Regions from separate parts of the Homo sapiens genome. Here region 2 is linked to region 1. The links are chromatin loops, found by intact Hi-C in ENCODE. Cell type or tissue: A673. All regions are shown on one strand. Links, peaks and the distances in the headings refer to the core of each region. The heading gives the core; the rest is flanking DNA. Region 1 has its middle 38 kb from the start of CEMIP2. Region 2 has its middle 160 kb from the start of CEMIP2.

What was found. Hi-C counts contacts between places; a loop is a spot of excess contacts. Peaks named below come from ENCODE experiments on the same cell type or tissue, not always from the same donor. Only the 100,000 strongest peaks of a DNase experiment are listed, where the experiment ranks them.
Region 2: a loop joins it to region 1, with 5 times the contacts of the local background. A loop is called at or near these places in 28 of 110 quality-filtered maps.

What each region holds. Positions count from the first base shown.
Region 1 is chr9:71,803,833-71,809,218 of GRCh38, forward strand. It overlaps the pseudogene LOC100420790. Among named protein-coding and RNA genes, the nearest start is that of CEMIP2, 38 kb to the left of the region's middle. In A673, for the core only: a CTCF peak has its summit at 3,167 (motif pointing right); a DNase peak (open chromatin) is centred at 3,189; H3K27me3 peaks cover 242 bases.
Region 2 is chr9:71,602,171-71,607,556 of GRCh38, forward strand. No RefSeq gene overlaps it. Among named protein-coding and RNA genes, the nearest start is that of CEMIP2, 160 kb to the right of the region's middle. In A673, for the core only: a CTCF peak has its summit at 2,473 (motif pointing right); a DNase peak (open chromatin) is centred at 2,481.

The sequences.
Region 1 (5,386 bases), core at 114-5,113:
AGTTAAGTACTTAATACCACAGCATAAATCAGTGACTTTTCTCTCGGAAAAAGCTATCAGGGGCTCCCACTGCTTTAGCATCAGAAGAGTTGGTCAGTCAACCGGGAGTATGACTTGAGGATGCTACTAAAAACTAAAAGATGCTGGGCGCAGTGGCTTATGCCTATAATCCCAGCACTTTGGGAGGCTGAGGCCAGGAATTCGAGAGCTGCCTGGCCAATAAGGTGAAACCCTGTCTCTACTAAAAATACAAACATTAGCTGGGCATGGTGGCGCACGCCTGTAGTACTAGCTACTTGGGAGGTTGAGACATGAGAATTGCTTGAACCCGGGAGGTGGAGGTTGCAGTGAGCCAAGATCGCTCCACTGCACTCCAGCCTGGGCAACAGAGCAAGATCCTGTCTAAAAACAAAACAAAACAAAACAAACAAACAAACAAACAAAAAAACCCACAAAAAACTAAAAGGCTATTGCAAGAATGGAAGCCTTTCTTTTAAATATGTGAAGACATTTAACATGGATGAGCATGTAGAGTACTGCCCAGAAATCATCCTGAAAGCTACCATTACTGTATGAGTAACTTTTTAAAGTATATTGTTATAGATTCTAATCATGCTCATAACCTTTTAAAGTATATTGTTATAGATCCTAATCATGCTCATAATCTTGATGAGGGTGCTGCAAGTTTACAAGCAGAATGTGATGGATTTGAAAATAAATTTCTAAAAGCTGGAGGAATAAATATTTCTGTTGCTAGGAATGATCCTCATAAGAGACAGACACAAGGCATTTTCCCTGTACAAAGCAAAAGTGGAAAAGATTATTTTAGCTTTCCAGCAGCATCCCCAAACTATTTGTTTATATGCTGAAGATGCTACTTTAGAACTAACAGTGAAAATTGTGAAACACTTTACGGTTTAATGAACATGCACAGTAAACTTGTGGGTCCACTCCAGAGTATGATAGAACGAAATTGAAGGCGATTGGAGTAAAATTCTCTTTGAAAGAATAAAATACTTAAATAATTTTTTAACTACTCAATATGATACAACATGGGGAATTCTGGAGGTTGTAATTGTTTTAAAAATCCAATGACTAGCTGGGCGCGGTGGCTCACGCCTGTAATCCCAGCACCTTGGGAGGCTGAGGCAGGCAGATCACCTGAGGTCGGGAGTTTGAGACCAGCCTGACCAACATGAAGAAACACCGTCTCTACTAAAAATACAAAAATTAGCCGGGCGTGGTGGCACATGCCTGTAATCCCAGCTACTCAGGAGGCTGAAACAGGAGAATCACTTGAACCTGGGAGGTGGAGGTTGTGGTGAGCTGAGATTGTGCCGTTGCACTCCAGCCTGGGCAACAAGAACAAAACTCCATCTAAAAAAAAAAAAAATCCAATGACTATATGCCAAACATTTTATATTTAGAGTGTGTCTATTTAATACAAGGGCTTAGGAGACATAGTTGGCTCTCACAACTGACCAGCTGTTTATTATAAATAAATATTTTAAAATAAACTTTGTTACACATAGCCAGCCTATAAAACAGCACAGAAATGAAATATCTGCCTGTTTTAAAGTTGTAAAAGTTAGCCAGGTGCAGTGGTGTGTGCCTATAGTCCCAGCTACTCAGGAGACTGAAGTGAGAGGATTCCCTTGAACCCAGGGTTTTGAGTCCAGACTGGGCAACATAGCAAGACTCTCTTTAAAAAAAATTCAAAAATTATTTTAAAGGTGAAGATTTTGCACATCAAGTACCATTTAAGAGTTTGACTCCAGTGGCATAATATACATAGATTTGTATTGTTTAATTACATGAAGAGACAGCAAACCTTTTCAGTATCAAACAACTTATCTTTGCAAACCTTTATTTATAACATGCTATCTACTTATTTTCTGCGCATTAGACACAAGCTTTTTTGCATAAAGGTGACTTAATCATCTTTCTGTGTTAGCATCTGGGCATCAAAAGTCCTGCCATATATTGTTGACAAAGGAAATCTGAAGAGAAACAGTGCCTAAAAGTGCAGTTTGGCCGGGTGCAGCGGCTCACACCTGTAATCCCAGCACTTTGGGAGGCCGAGGCAGGAGGATCACCTGAGGTAGGATGTTTGAGACCAGCCTGGCCAACATGGTGAGACCCCCATCTCTATTAAAAATACAAAAATTAGTGGGGCGTGGTGGCCCATGCCTGTAATCCCAGCTACTCGGGAAGCTGAGGCAGGAGAATCCCTTGAACCCAGGAGGCAGAGGTTGCAGTGAGCCAAGATCGTGCCACTGCACTCCAGCCTGGCCTGGGCAACAGAGAGAGACTGTGTCCCCGCCCCTCCACCCAAGAAAAGTGCAGTTTATGTCCTTTTGAAAAGTATGTATAAGTGCCTGTTCTTGTGCACTTTCTTCTATAGCCTTTTTTTTCAGATGTGTTTTTATTTTATTTAATAATTTGGGTTCATCCCCTTAATATAAGGTTGTTGGCAATCATACTAAGAAAATTATTTTGAAGAAAATTTTCTGATTGTTGTTTGTTTTTTGTTTCTCTTTTTTTCTTTCTTTCTTTCTTTTTTTTTTTTTTTTTTTTAGACAATGTCTCTTGTTCTGTCTCCCAGGCTGGAGTGCAGTGGCACGTTAATGGCTCATTGCAGCCTCAACCTTCTGGGCTGAAGCAATCCTCCCACCTCAGCCTGCTGAGTAGCTGGGACTACCGCTGTGCACCACCATGCACAACTAATTTTCTTTTATTTTTTGTAGAGAAGAAGTGGGGATTCTCCCTATGTTGCCCAGGCTGGTCTCGAACTCCTGATCTCAAATGATCCTCTCTCCTCAGCCTCCCAAAGTGCCGCGATGACAGGAGTGAGCTACCAGCCTGATTACTGTTAAACTTAATAAATAATTAAACTTATTGTTTACATATAAAAAAATGTCTAAAACGATAATGCGATAAAGTGCATGCAAATTACTGTAAAGTATTTTACATTACCATAGCAACGTGCATGATTAAATTGCAAATAAAAGCATACTGCTTTCTACTTTTAGCTCAAATAATGCTTATAATCAGCAAACAAAAAGCTATCAGGAAGGCCTTAGCAGGTACTGTGGTCTGATTTCGCTGAATGCCCAAAGCCATTAATAATCCAATTCTCCATCCCCTTCCTGGATGTGGCTCCACTTTGCCAGTAGAGGGCACCATGTGCATACAGGGCAGAGAGAGCCAAAGGCTTATTATTAAGTAGGACAGCCTCTGGCACTGTTTTCTTTGTCTTCAAAGGAGTGGCCCAGCCAGTGTGAGTGTGGTTGGAGATCAGAGCTGAAGGGCAGGTTGTTACAGCAATTATGCAGAACTTCAAACTTTCTTATGATGTCCCTCAGCAGTTCACCATCCAGAAGAGCCTGAGTTCAGCCTTGACCCAAATGGGAAAACAAGGTGTAATTATAATCAAATGGCTGTTGGTAGAGGTTGATTGCTGGCAAAATGGACAAACAGGAGGAAGTGGAGGTTGAGGTCTTTTGTGTTTGAGGTAGTCCATGTAGCAAAAATCAGACCAAGCTGGGGGGTCAGGAGACCTGGTTATATCAATTTGGGGGTCACTCTGTACAAACTAAGAGGAGGAACCGAAGTTCCAAATACATTTACAAGCTTTGCTTTTGCTTTTACTACACATGCTCAACATGATAATTACTTTTTTTTTACTTTGCTGTTATAATTATGGAAATTAATATGTCCACTCATTTAAATATTTATAAAATATTTGGTTTGGAAGAATACAACCATATTTTTTATGCATGGTATGTTTAAAGATTCAACTTTGGCTAATATTTATTTTAACTCTGTAATGTTTATGTAATTTAGAGCAATCTAACTAATTTTTAATATAGCAAAGAACAGCTAGCAATGGCTGAGATTATTGCAGAAATGTGCAAAATTGTGCTTATCTCATTAAAGATTTCTTTGAGACTCTCCTAAGAGCAAATAAAGTGCCTAACTTCCCAGAGGCAGATTTTATATGGAAAAGAAAAGATATACAATGTAGAATTGTTCAAAATGTTAGAGACAATATATGTAAAGTGGCTGTTGCATGCTCAATAAATGATCTCCTTGTCTGCTTTTTAATAGCATTATTTTAGGAGTGAGGCTGCATTAAAGTAGATCTCTCTAGGTCATAAATCTAACCTGAAAATAACATGGACATCTCATGTTCAGGTTAATCACATTGTCATAACTATAAAGAACCACATCTTGCCACAAAGAACAATGAAGGGGTTATATAGATTATTTAGGTCTTAACTCTGGGTCTCTTGATGAGGCAACAAAAAAGGAATTTCCACTTTGGGAAGCCGAGGTGGGAGGATTGCTTGAGCCCAGGAGTTTGAGACCAGTGTGGGCAATATAGTGAGACCCCGTCTCTTTAAAAAACAACAACAACAAAAGGAATTTCATTGCACAACACAGAGCAAATCTTCATAAACATCCTCCTTAGAGAACACCCACCTGTCCTTTTCTCCATGTCAGCTACTCACTCCTTCATTCACCTTAAAACACTCACCATTCCAGTCTTCTTCTCAATTCTCTTGCCCCTCACTCTTTTCTTTCATTGTGTAACTCCTTGCCCTTGCTTCTAGAGAACAGTAATTCAGCTTTCTACAAAGAGATATTTTTCAAAATGATGTTTTCTTTTGTTAAATAAGACATCAGCCAAATTACTAACAGAATTTGACATTATCTGGCTAAACTGCATTATTAAAATCACAAATAGCATCAGAAACTCTGTACCTGGTTGCGGTGGTTTGCCCCTGTAATCCCAGCTACTCCAGAGGCTAAGGTGGGAGGAATCCTCGAGCCCAGGAGTTAGAGGGTGCAGTGAGCAATGATCACACCACTCAACTCCAGCCTGGGCAACAGAGTGAGACCCCGTCTCTGTAAAAAAATATATATGCATATATATTTTTTAAAGGAATCAGAAACCCTTTGACCTGGAAAGGATCAACAAGTCCAAATCTCATATTTTACAGATTAGAAGGCTGAGACCCAGAGAGGGTAATTGGATTGTCCAAGTTTCCCTGATTAATTACAAAGCTGGGATCAGAATGCAGATTCATTGACCCTGACCTGCTTTGTCCATTATAGCACACTGCCTTGAGCTAAGTTTTAAGCTACATTTTCATTATAATGAGGTGTTTCTTACTATAAGAAATCTTAAAATAGAAATAAAATCATCTTTCATAGGGTTTTCTTTTCCCATTGCTATTTTGGAACAACTTTTCTGCCTATTTCATCTAAATGATACACTATAAATAATTCAGAAATACAGTGTATGTATTTTTATAAAGGGTGATTTTGCAAATATGTTGAGAAAATCATATGTAGGTAACATTACACTAGTTTACTTAAA
Region 2 (5,386 bases), core at 324-5,323, 200 kb before region 1:
AAAATACAGCCCATTGTCTTTTCATGCTATGTATTTTTTTCCCTTGGCTTTAAAATATTGGGAGTTATTTTCAACTACTGAATGATTGATCAAGGAAAAGCACTCTTTTCTCTGTAATATGAAGTTTTCAAGTCAATATTAATAACTTCTTTTCCATATAATTTTAGGACATCTAATCTCCTCCACAAATCTCTGAAAATAGCCAAAACTCAAAGTATCAGGAGGAAAAATCCGTATCAATAGCAGTATCTTCATTATGTTTCATGTTTTTTAAAATTTACCAAACAGTTCTCATCTTAGCAAGAGCCTGGCTAGCTTGTTTATAGAACATTTTGTAGTTTGCTAGTTTGATGTTGCTAGAAGTGATTCAGAAATGTGTGACATTGAAACTGCCTTTGCATAAATTATAACAGAACATGATGGTAGTAAAAGAGATCTGATCTAACCCACTGCCCTCCCCATCTTGCCTTTCCCTTAAGAATTCCTGGGCTTAGGCTAAGCTAACTTTGGTAGACATTGAATTTATAGTTCAAATGATAATAGGACTTTCACAAAAACTCAACCACCTTTGTATAGATAACAAAAGGCCCTCATGCTAGGGGGAGGAGAGGAAACTGAATTCTGCTAAGGTGTAGACTGGTCACAAAATATGCAAATTTACTGTTGTAGATTGACCTTTTGAACTATCTTTTCAGGTTTTATATACATGTGACACCCATGACTCCACCTGGACTCACTGACTGATGATTTCACACTTCCATGCCCCACCTAGAAGCACCTCAGTTCTAGAGGACAGCTTCAACAACCCTATGGTTTCATCTTGGACCCAACAAATCAGCAGTAAGGCCTAGCCACCCCCATCACTTCCCCCAAACTGCCTTTGGAAAAAAACCTAACCTACAAGCCTTCAATATGATTGATTTGAGTAATAACTCTGTTCTTCTCCCACATGGGGTGGCTGGCCTCACGTCAATTAAAATCTTTCTTTACTGCAAAAACCCAAATAGTCTATTCATCTACATTATGGAAATTAATATATTTTGCTCTATAAACTGGTTCTTGGCATTCTCAGCCATATTCACTACTTTTTTTTTATTATCTAGCACCCATGAAGCTATTAAAGTAATTTTTTCAAGATTGGGCATTTTATTCCAGGGAAAGTATTTGTAATAGATTCTAATTTATGAATTTATTCAAATTTAATATCTGTAGGCAGGATCATCTCTGGATATTAAATACTTGGAAAGTTTATATTCCATGAAGTCAGAAGTCTGACCTCTAAGCATGGGCCTACCACTTCTCGGCCTGGTGATCATGAGTAAATCAGTTTTCCAACCTGCAATTTTTAATTTGCAAAATGGAGATGATGGTAATACCTACCTCATAAGACTGTGGTGAAAATTTAATAAACTTATACATGTAATAAGCCAAACATAGCTCCTGGCATATGTAGACATTCAATAAATGCTATTTTCAAAGAAACTAGGGGTGAATAATTTTACATCTTTAAATAAGGAAAGTTTTTCCATGCAATGGTGCTAAAGCCAGAAACCATAAATGAAAATATTACTGTATTTAACTGCATAAAACAAAGTTTTTAAATAACAAACACATTGCAATCAAGGATAAAAGATAACACCTGGAGAAAAAGATTTGCAACATATGTGCCAGGAAAAGGGTAAATACCCATAGTGCCTCAAGTTCTTATAAATCAGCACAAAAGAGAAAGAAAAAAGGGTAAAAAAAAAATGAATAAACAATTTAAAAAGAAATAGGGCTAGTAAATATATGAACAGATGTTCAGCCTCACTAGTAATCAAAGAAATGCAAAAAAAACAACAGATTGGTTATAATTAAAAAGATGGACAAAGCCCAGGATTTGCAAGTGTGCAAGCAATAGGCTGCTCTCACACACTTCTGGTAAGTATATTTATTGATCTAGTCTCTTTGGAGGGTGATTTAGTGATACATTCCAAAGTTCAAAAGATGTAGTCTCTTTTCTTTGTTATGTTAATGTTTGAATACTCTACACATTTCAGTATATTACTAAAATATTCTATATAAACATATTCTATAATATTTTATGTATTCTACTATCAGACAAAATAAAGCTAGCTTCGTTTTGGAAAATTAAAGTAGTTTCCTTCCCTTCTTCTTAGGGTTTTTATGAAAATAAAATTATATTCTCTTCCATATGAGATCTCAGGCAGCCTTATAGGGAGTGAGTGGTCATTGCGGTAATGATTGCTAATATCCCTGTGGCAACCTGCGGATTGCAAAGTATGCCACTTACCTTAATCTTACAACTACTGAACATAAACAGAGCTGGAATTATTACTGATCCCTTATAAATGATTATGAGCCTCAAGCCTCTTTTAATTCCCAAGTCAAATCAGGCACTGCCCCAAAGACTGTTCAAAAGAGGAAAATGGCCAATATTCAGGGACCTGGACCACCTTCTCCACTGGCTATCCCCCAGGGGGCGCTCAACTGACAGTAAATTAGACCTGCAAAGCATCTTCAGGCTCTCTTGCCTGTGGTTCCTTTACCATCTGTTGAATGGTAAAGAAAATCTCTCCTCATTTCAAGTTTATAAAACAAGTCTTTTTTGTTGAAGCTCCTTATCAGATCTGTCCATGGGGCATGAGAATTTTCCCTTTATTCCTCATAAGGCTTGAAATTTTCTTTGTCATCTATGCTCCCATCAGAAATTATGCTGGGAAAAACTATGACTAGGCAAATGACCCTGTAGTGATTCCAGACATCAAGTTCATGGAACCTTCACCCTTGCCCCACCTCCACCCCTCCATACCCATCAGGCCACCTTCCTGCATTAGATATTCAATATGATTATCCGCTTTTCTTCTCACAATGGTTTTTCAAGAAGGGATGTGAGAAAACACACATACACACACATACACACACACACACACACACACACACAGCTTCTGAAGCTCATTTATATCATAGCATAAATGATGCCAACAGCAACAGCATTTCATAACCATGGAACCAAAAATGCAAGGTAAAATAATGAAGTTATTGTAGGTGAGATTTCAGGGTATTCAAATATTGACAAATCATTTTGAGGTGGGTTATTTCTCACATCACATGAATAATGATGGTGCCACATAACATAAGTCCAGAGAACCTAGGCCCAGCTTTAGCTAGACGTAGGTATCTAAATTCTGTTAATCAGTAGATTCTGAAAGTTAGGGAATTTTTCTGAAATTCATTCTAATCTTCTCTATGGGACTTTATAATCTCACCGGCAATTGTTTGACTGTTAATAGCTGATATGAGCATCAAGTTTAGGATGTTCTAAAAGCCTTAAGGGACTTGAATAGTTTCTAACAGCTAGAGAAAAATATGCCAATGTACAGAAGTAGCAACTTTCTGGCCTGAAAGAAATCATAGTAATTACTACAAAAGAGCTCTATTAATGAAATCCTTCATTTTTTAAGTTAACAAATAAAGGTCAGGTATACTATGGTGTAATAGCATGGAGTTAATGAAAATAACAATGCAGGCCTATACTTGAGGACATAGAAAGCTGTCCATGATATTTTCAAGTAGGTTACAAAAATATGACTACTACAGCCCCTTTTTTGTAATGTAATAAAATAGGGGCCAGACGCCTGTAAATCCCAGCACTTTGGGAGGCAGAGGCGGGTGGATCACCTGAGGCCAGGAGTTCAAGACAAGCTTGGCCAACATGTTGAAACCCTGTCTCTACTAAAAATACAAAAATTAGCTGGATGTGGTGGTGGGTGCCTATAATCCCAGCTACTCAGGAGGCTGAGGCAGGAGAATCACTTGAACCCAGGAGGCGGAGGTTGCAGTGAGCTGAGATCATGTCATTGCACTCCAGCCTGGGCAATGAGCAAAACTCCATCTCAATAATAATAATAATAATAATAATAAAATAGGGTTTTATTTTGGAGAAAGAGGAATTAAAGTGGTATCTTTTCATTCTCAATAATCCGTAGTTCCAAGTCATCCTATATCTTTAGCATCAAGATCCATGTTGTATGACCTTAGGGAGGCTCCGACAGAATGTAGAATGGACACTCCTTCCAATAGTAGGAAGCCACCTGAGACTGCTCCTTACAGAATAATGGTTAAAGAAAGAATAAGGTAACAAGGTAGAGGACACAGATTCCCAGGCCTCCTCTATTGGGCTGATGCCTCAGAGAGGAGGAGGTGAGAGCCCACCTGGCAGATAGTTTGAAGAGAATGCAGAAGACAGAAGGACTTTTTCTCTGCTTCCTTCAAGAAACACTGAATTGCTGCAATGTTTTCCTCTGTACTTTTAAAAGAAAAACTTCAGCCAAATTAAATTTAAAGTTTAATTGAGCAATGAACAATTCACGAATCAGGCAGCCCCCAGAATCACAGCAGATTCAGAGAGACTCTATGGATGCCTCAGGTTCAGAACAAATTTATAGACAAACAAAGCAAAGCGATGTACAGAAATTGGAAGTGAGGTAGAGAAACAGCTGGATTGGTTACAGATTGGGGTCTGCCTTATTTGAACACAGTTTGAACACTCAGCAGTGTGAGTAGTTGAAGTATGGCTGCTGGGATTGGCCAAGACTCAGCTATTGTTACCGGCACATACTCCTAAATTAGGTTTTCAATCTTGTCTACCTATTAAGTTAGGTTACGGTTAGTCCACAAAGAGTCAAATATAGAAGTACAGAGTCCTTGTCAGGCCATACTTAATTCACTTTAACAATTCTTAATAGGCATCATATAAGAAGTGAACATACTGTTGGAAAATAAAAAAGACAGATGGCCTCCATTGTATCCAACATACCATAAGGGCAAAAATGAACACACACAATTTTGTATGTAAGAATTGGGGGTAAATAGAACTTGCCCAGTAGAAATGAAAAAAGTAGAGCGAGATAAATAATGTGGCATATGACTTAGAGGAGATGATCTTCCAACTTGATCTGGCAGCAAACTTTTCTCCCCTATAGTAGATAGATGCTCCATCTCAATTCAATGCCCTAGCCACTTTTTGCCAAGAGAAATTGACTCAGTTCTCTAAACTAGACAATAGGCCATCTATAGGTTTCAATTACTCACAACGAGTGGTCTGATGAGTAGAAAAAAAAGTGTATTCAGTGATCAACTCAAAGAAGAATCTTCCCTAAGGAAATTTTGATTAGGATTCTCTAATAGCACAGCCAAAGAGAAGATCTAGAAAAAGCAGGCTATGATTAGCAAATAGGGGAGATAAAAAGGATGAAAATCTCATGGTTTGAATTTGAAAACTGCTTATGTGCCATTTAACACAATAATATGTTGCCAAAAACAGTCAGGCTGTGGAAATCATGACCTGTAATCATCAAAAATAGAGCTTATGTTGTCTTCAGCC